Linked DNA regions of Homo sapiens: region 2 is linked to region 1. Evidence: read pairs that join two places in POLR2A ChIA-PET (ENCODE). Cell type or tissue: GM12878. All regions are shown on one strand.

Region 1 (4,000 bases):
CAGCTTCGTATCATTTTCCCGTTTCTTGATTCTGTCCTTACTTCCCTTCCTGCCAGAGGTACTCTCTCTCTCTCAGCGAGGTCTGTCCCACAGGTGTTCTTTCTCCAAATATCATCTTGAAGTCAATTGGCCTTCCTTGATAATATGTTTCCTGATTTTCTCGGCGGCATATAGTTCAGTGGTTAAATGTGTGTGTTCAGGAGCCATTCTCCCTGGCTTTCAACCCTAATTCAACAACTTACCAGCTGGGTAACTCTAGAGAAGATGTTTTACATATCTGTGCTTCAATTTCCCCATTCAATAGGCTGGGGTACTTCCTTTCCAACCTGTCATGAAGATTGAAATGATGCTTATAAGGTGTTTATAACAGAAAGTATAAACCTGGCACATAGAAAGAGCTCAATAAATATTGACAGTATATATATATATATATTAGAGATGGGGTCTCACTCGGTCACCAAGGCTGGAATGCAGTGGCAAAATCACAGCTCGCTGCAGCCTTGACTTTCTGGGCTCAAGCGATCTTCCCACCTCAGCCCCGTAAGTAGCTGGGACTACAGGCGCATACCACCATGCCTGGCTAATTTTTGTAGAGACAGAGTTTTGTTGTCAAGGCTGGTCTCGAACTCCTGGGCTCAAGCGATCCGCCTGCCTCAGCCTCCCGAAGTGCTGAGATTATAGGCATGAGCCATCATGCCTAGCCAATAATTTTTTTTTAGACACAGTGTCTCATGCTGTCACTGAAGCTGGAGTGTAGTGTCAAGATGACAGCCCGCTGCAGCCTCAAACTTCTGAGCTCAAGCAGTTCTCCCACCTCAGCCTCCCGGAGTGCTGGGATTACAGGCATGAACCACCGCGCCTGGCCCTTTCCAGCTTCGTGGCCCATAAATGTCTTTCTGAAGTAACTGGAAGCCATATCTTTGAAATGTAAACATCAGAGGAGATTGTGCCCCTCTCTCCCAGTTTCTGAGTGAGGGCAGGAGCCTAACTTTGGGAGGTGCCTTGCTTCCAGTTGTAAAACTACCTGTCATAAAGACAAGAGAAGTTTATTTTCCCTTTGTATAAAACCAATTAATTAACAGATAATCACCCTCAATTACCAGGTGAATTTAGGATGCACTATATGTAATAAATGGTGCTGCCCAGTCCTCTTACTTGAGGACTAGTTACTGTGTGTCTTGAGAACTTTTATGTAATGGGTGGTACTGGCTATATAAAAGGGTGAGATTTCGGCTGGGCACAGTGGCTTACACTTGTAATCTCAGCACTTTGGGAGGCTGAGGCGGGCAGATCACCTGAGGTCAGGAGTTCGAGACCAGCCTGGCCAACTGTTGAAACCCTGTCTCTAATAAATACAAAAATTAGCGGGGTGTGGTGGTGGGTGCCTGTAATCCCAGCTACTAGGGAGGCTGAGGCAGGAGAATCACTTGAGCCTGGGAGGTGGAGGTTGCAGTGAGCCGAGATGGTGCCACTGTACTCCAGCCTGGGCAACAGAGTGAGACTCTGTATCAAAAAAAAAAAAAAAAAAAAAGGGGTGACATTTCTTTCTGTCAGCAGTCTCTTAGCAAATTGCCTGTGATGTGGATCCCATTCTGGTTTAATTCTTATTCAGTAATACACCTTTTCTTTTTCTACTACCTTTATGGAAAGGTTTTCTGGGTTGGGAGAAGATGTTGTCATTAATTATATTACCTGAACAAAGTATATTGATATATCTGTGTTTGTGCATCTAATTGCTTTATTTAATGCTTTATTTAATCCTCTTTTAGCAAGGAATTTACAATAGAAAGGATTGTCTTTTGCAAATTTCTCAGAAAGCACTAGAATCAGTGTGTTTAATAAGTAGATTACTAACAATTATCTATAAAAACCCAAGTGATGTTCCCCTTTCTTCTAAATACTCTGTAAGTTTCAGTGATATTGTGGTAAGGTACAGCTCTTTAAAACCTTAAGTGCATTCTCTCCTCCAGGAAGCTGTGAGGCTTTCGTTTCTCAGCATGTGAACCTATGGTCTTAGTGAATCTTTAGCAGGCAGAGAGTTCAGGATCATGAAGTTTTACATGCCTTTGTTACCACAAATGTAATAGTCCTGGTCCTAATTATCCTTATGGGTGTTTATTGTAATGAAATAAGACATTTGAGTATGATGTATGCTTCCTCTCTAGACCAAAGGGAAGCGGACTGCAGAGTCCAGAAGGCAATTTATACCCAAGATCTAATGAACACACACACATAAGCACACACACCCACGGCCCTGTGAGAGAAGTAACCAAGAATTAAGGCATTTAGTAGCTGTGCAATACATCACCAGCTGGCTGACACTGGTTAGCCACAAATGACGTGGCAGTCATGGAAAGCCAGAGACTGCTAAATAGAATTTTAGAATTTTGGGGCTTTCTAAAATGCAGAAATAAATAGATTGTTCTTCAGCTTAAAACTTTTTTTTTTTTTTGAGATGGAGTCTCACTCTGTCACCTGGGCTGGAGTGCAGTGGTGCAATCTTGGCTCATTGCAATCTCTGCCTCCCGTGTTCAACTGATTCTCCTGCCTCAGCCTCCCAAGTAGCTGGGACTACAGGTGTGCGCCACCATGCCCAGCAAATTTTTGTATTTGTAGTAGAGATGGGGTTTCATCATGTTGGCCAGGCTGGTCTTGAACTCCTGACCTCAAGTGATCCACCCGCCTTGGCCTCCCAAAGTACTGGGATTACAGGCATGAGCCACCGAGCCCAGCCCAGCTTAAAACTTTTTAGCAGTGATACCTTCTACTGAATATGCATAACTGCCTAGCACAGCTAATGAGGCCTCCTGTGGCCTCTCCCTGCTCCAGCCCCTCCTCTGGGGTTTCCCACCTCAGACTGCACTCCAGCACCCTGGATGTGTTCTACCTCTGGGCCTTTGCTCCACCTCTGGGCCTTTGCTCCTTTTGCTGGAAAAGCCCTTCCTCCAGTTTTCTAACTGGTGAACACCTGTTCATGTTTCACATTTCATCATTTCATCTTAGGTTGCTTCCCTGGGAGCCACTTCCTGAACTGTTCTTATCTTTTTTGGGTTTCTGTTTTGCCCCAGTCATCCGTTAATGGAGCTCACCTTTTGGACAGTGAGCTCCTCAAGTGCAAGGGCCACTTCACCCATCCAAGTGGTAACTGGGCCTGACCCTGCTTAGCTTCTGAGATCAGGCAAGATTGGGCATGTTCAGGTGGGTATGGCTGCAGACAACGGGCATTTTTGAGAAGCCACAGTGTCCCTAGCACCCAGAGGAAAGCCTGGCACATAGTTGCTGCTCAACAACCCCTGGTGTTTACTGAAAGGAGCCTTAGGCTGTGGACTGAATTATGTCTCCCAAAGTGTAAATATTGAAGCCCTAACCCCCAATACGACTGTATTTGGAGATAGCGCCTTTAAGAGGACAATTAAGATAAAATGAGATCTTCAGGGTGGGGCCCTAATCCAATATGACTGATCTCTTTATAGGAGGAAGAAATACCAGGTGCGCATGCTCCAAGAAAAAGCCATCTGAGGACGCGGCAAGAAGGCCGCCATCTACAAGCCAAGGAGAGGGGCCTCAGGAGAAATCGAACCTGTCACACCTTGATCTTGGACTTCCAGCCTTCAGAACTGTGAGAAAGTAAATTTCTGTGTTCAAGCTACCAGGTCTGTGGGATTTTTTATGGCAGCCCTAGCAGACTAAGACAGGCATCAATGGTTCCAATGTTTTCATTTTTTTTCCGGTAAGCAGACCGAAGCCCAGAGAGATGAAGCAATTTGCCCAAAGTCACATACCAAGTTAACTGAAGAGTTGGGGTTAGAATCCAGCTCTTGTGACTTCTCTCTTTTCAGTTTCCCTTCCCACTCCCCCCACTGAAAAGCTTTTGAGTGACTCTTTTAGAAATCCCGGTTCTGTATATGAAGCAGAATTGAGCACAGCTGCTCTAATGAAGGGCTCAGAGCTCCCAGGCTTTTCTCTCTCCCCTGCCCCTTTTCCCTGTTGCACCTCTGCA
Region 2 (4,000 bases), 290 kb before region 1:
CACTGGTCCCTGGAGTCCAGTTTAATTTTTTAAAAATTTGTAAAAAGAGTTATAAAAGAACTTCTAGTCAAAAAGACCAAAGCCCATGCCATCATCACACTCCTCAGATTCTTCTTTGTTTTTCCTTTTCTTTATCTTTTTCTTTTCGGAGACCGAGTCTGGCTCTGTCACCCAGTCACTGCAACCTCCGCCTCCCAGGTTCAAGTGATTCTTGTGCCTCAGCCTCCTGAGCAGCTGGGATTACAGGCATCCGCCAGCCCACCCATCTAATTTTTGTATTTTTGGTGGAGACTGTGCTTTGCCATTTTGGCCAGGCTGGTCTAGAACTCCTGGCTTCAAGTGATCTGCCCACCTCAGCCTCCCAAAGTGCTGGGATTACAGGTGTGAGCCACTGCATCCGGCCGAGATTCTTTTTTCTTTGCTTACACTTCCTTCTCCTCAGCTGGAGCAGCTGCTCTGGACAGGGCAGGACCTACTGTTGATGCAGCAGCAGCTGCTGGAGCAGGTCCACCAACCCCTACATTAGGATGAGTCTCTCGATGTCACCATAGGCCAGGGCCTTTGCCAACAAACCAGGCCGAAAAGGTTCAACATTTACACCACCTACTTTAATTAGGGCCTTGATTTATCCTCTGTGACGGTCACCTCGTTCATAGTGAAGAATGAGGGTGGAGTAGATGCAGGCGAATTCAGGGGCTGTGGTGCGGGCGAGTGGCGGGGCTGGTGCTGCTGTTGGATGCAGTGCAAGTTGCTGGATGAAGTGAGGGCCTCTCCCCAGTGTGACTGTAGCTTTCCCAGAAGTACTGAGCCCCTTGGCAGCAGCTGAGGAAAGGGCTGGAGTCTGGGTTTAGAAAGTGTCGACAATTAACATGGTGGCTTCTTCTTAGCTCATTCTCTGTCCCTTCCTCCCTCCACCCCCTTTAGGCTCACTGTAGCATAAGGGTTTTTTTCCTTTTATGCTCCCAGCTAAAAGCTGGAACACTCTTGCAAGTCTTTTTGTTAGTTGGGGCTATCCACCAATTCTCTTTAAGGGCCCAGGCATGTTTGATTCTTATTTGGGATCTAAGGTAGTATTCTAAAAACATTTACAAACAGAACCTGTTACGAGTAATATCTTTTCTCTTTTATTTCCCATTTGGTGCTAATTTAAAAATGGACTGTATTCTTAGAGTTCTTTATTCAGATTTCACTCCTTAACATTGATGTTCTGGATTCAGTAGAATTGTTAAAATTTTTTCCTCTTTGTTTTGGATCCTGTTTTAACCTGGAATTGAAAAGAGTGAAATGAAGTAATGGAGTTCCAGATTTTGTTGGGGATTTTTTGTCTGGTTTATGTTGACTAGGAAGCAGTAATTGAAAACATGCTATTTTTTCCCTCATACATTTTAAAAAATTGAGATATAATTTGCAAACATAACATTCTCTGCTTTAAAGGGTACAATTGTGTGGTTTTCAGTATATTCACATAATTTTGCAACTCACCACTTTAAAATTCCAGAACATTTTCATCATTCTCCAGAAGAAATGACTGTCCATTGACAGCCAGTCCCTATTCTCCTCCCCTCTACAACCCTTAGCAATCACTAAGCTACTTTTTGTCTCTATTCTGGACATTTTCATATAAACAAACACAATACATCACTTTTTGTGTTTGGCTTCTTTTACTTATAATGTTTTAAAGATTCATTCTTGTTATACCATGTATTTTATTCATTCATTTCATGATTAATATTTCATTTTCTGGATGTATCACAGCAGTTCATATACATTTGGGTTGTTATCACTTTTGGCTATTGAGAATATGCTGCTGTGAACATTTGTATATGAGTTAAAGTGTACATTTGTTTTCATTTCTTTGGTATGTATCTAGGAGTGGAAGTGCTGGGTCATATGGTAATCACTTAAGGAGCTGTCAGATTATTTCCCCAGATGGCTGTGTCACTGTATATTCCCACCAGCAATCCTATCTTGGTTATAATTTACTCACCTTTGTCCCTTTTATGTTTATTTTTCTTGTGACTTACTTGCTTCTGTAATTCTATTATAATGAATGAGTTTTACCTATTTTTTTAAAAAACCTTTGATTGATCCTGTCAATGGCCTCTTCAGCTCTGCTTACTACACCACGCATATTCACCATGAGACTTTAAACCTGAACGTCTGGTCAGACACCCACACCAAAATCCTTCCCTTGGACAATAGTAATTTTGCCTGTGTTGGTAACACACTGAGATGGTGGTGGTCTTTCCAAGGCTATATGGTCTGAGGTATAAAAAAAGAGTTTTCAAGACGGAAGGATTTAATAATAGCATTTAGTTTAAGCTAAATTTCAGTTTCAGGAAGGTAAAAGCTGACAGGAACAGTGAACTACCTGTGGGGAATTCTCTAGAGACTCATGTGTGGGGCCAGTGATGAGTCAGGCAGATGTCAAGGTGAGGATATATTAGCAAAGCATAGCAGATTATTCGGTGAAATTTAGCAATGAAATGATTGTAGCTTCTAGGGAGTGGGGTCAGATTTGTGCAAGAAAAAGCATTTATTTTAGTGTGACATATCTGGGCATATTTCTAGGCAGAAGAGATAAGGTTTGAGTAGAGTTGAAAGGCCAGCAACAAAGGAATTAAATGAGTGATTTTTGGAGCTAGTTGATCAGTCTTTTAAAGATTGAAGGCACATCTTACCTGCAGAACCGAGGAGGAGGTTTTGCATAGCTGTTGTGGTGAGCAGAATAAAGACCGTTGTGATTATTGTTGTATAATAAATTATCCTCAAACTTAGCCTTAAACCCCTTTTTAATTTTGTTCATGATTTTATGTATCAAGAATTTAGAAAAGACAAAGCTGGGATGGCTTGCCCATTGCTTCACGGTATCTGGGGCCTCAACTGAGACATCTCAAGGGCTTGATGTGGCTTCATGGCTGGGGACTAGAATTAACTGAAAGCTTACATCTGGCCCCTGGGCTAGAAAGATAAACAACTAGGACAGCCTTATGGAGCACCTATCCATGCCCTTTGCATATGGCTTGGCTTTCTCAGAGCATGGTGGCCTCAGAGCAGTCATACTTCCTACCTGGCAACTTAGAGTTCCCAAAGGTAACACACACCTTCCAGAGTGGAAGCTGTGTTCCTTTTATGACCTAGCCTCAAAAGTCACACAGTCTCATCCACTATATTCTTTTTGGTTAGAAGCACATCAGACGCTCATTCAGTTTCATGATTAGAGTCCATTTCTTGATAGTAGAACATCAGAGTAGAAGGGATAGTAGAAGAGCAGGTAGTTGGGGAGATACTGTTTCGGCCTTTGTTGAAGAACACAGTCCGTCAGAATACAGCAACAAGAAATCAATAAAGCAGCCATAGAGAATGAAATGATTTCCTTTGCAGCAACATGGATGAAGCTGGAGGCCATTATTTTAAGTGAAAAAACTTAGAAACTGAAAATCAGCTACTGCATGTTCTTTCTTGTAAGTGGGAACTAAACAATGGGCACACATGGACTTAAAGATGGAAACAATAGACACTGAGGACTCCAAAAGGGGCAAAGTTGGGAGGGTGGTGTGGCTTGATAATTACCTATTGGGTATAATGGTCACTATTTGGTTGATGGGTATACCGGAAGCCCAAACCCCACCATTGTGTAATATATACACATAACAAACCTGCACATGTACTCCCTGAATCTAAAATAAAATTTAAAAAGTAAAAACCTATAAGCAAGGGCATTCTTCCTACTGTCAAATGATACAACATTCATAGAAATAGAGATTTGTGTAGTTTGAAAATACCTTATATAAATCAAGATGAAACCTTTATTTTGCAGACATTAAACCTAAAGTTGACTGATAAAGACATATTCGTCCCATAGCCCAGAACATTCTAGGGGAATAAAATCTATAAAAAGATGCAGACTTCCAAATATATGTAGTTATAGTTATGTAGGTACAGTAAACTAACCCCCTTTTTTAGGACATGTATTTATCTAATTCTCTTTTTGTCTGGC

The links. Peaks named below come from ENCODE experiments on the same cell type or tissue, not always from the same donor. Only the 100,000 strongest peaks of a DNase experiment are listed, where the experiment ranks them.
Region 2: POLR2A ChIA-PET joins it to region 1 with 8 read pairs; 2 of 35 experiments call an interaction of 5 or more read pairs at or near these places.

What each region holds. Positions count from the first base shown.
Region 1 is chr7:104,895,538-104,899,537 of GRCh38, reverse strand. All of the region lies in intron 2 of LHFPL3 (LHFPL tetraspan subfamily member 3), which reads right to left. It overlaps LHFPL3-AS2 (LHFPL3 antisense RNA 2), which reads left to right. Exons shown (of 4, transcript NR_027374.1): 4 at 3,474-4,000. Among named protein-coding and RNA genes, the nearest start is that of LHFPL3-AS2, 29 kb to the left of the region's middle. RefSeq lists an enhancer at 1,982-2,121. In GM12878, no CTCF peak of the experiment used is centred here; DNase peaks (open chromatin) are centred at 2,047, 3,186, 3,376 and 3,807; H3K4me3 peaks cover 1,947 bases; H3K27ac peaks cover 3,258 bases.
Region 2 is chr7:105,185,893-105,189,892 of GRCh38, reverse strand. The region is part of intron 3 of SRPK2 (SRSF protein kinase 2); the gene reads left to right. Among named protein-coding and RNA genes, the nearest start is that of KMT2E, 170 kb to the right of the region's middle. In GM12878, no CTCF peak of the experiment used is centred here; a DNase peak (open chromatin) is centred at 2,372; H3K4me3 peaks cover 681 bases; H3K27ac peaks cover 631 bases.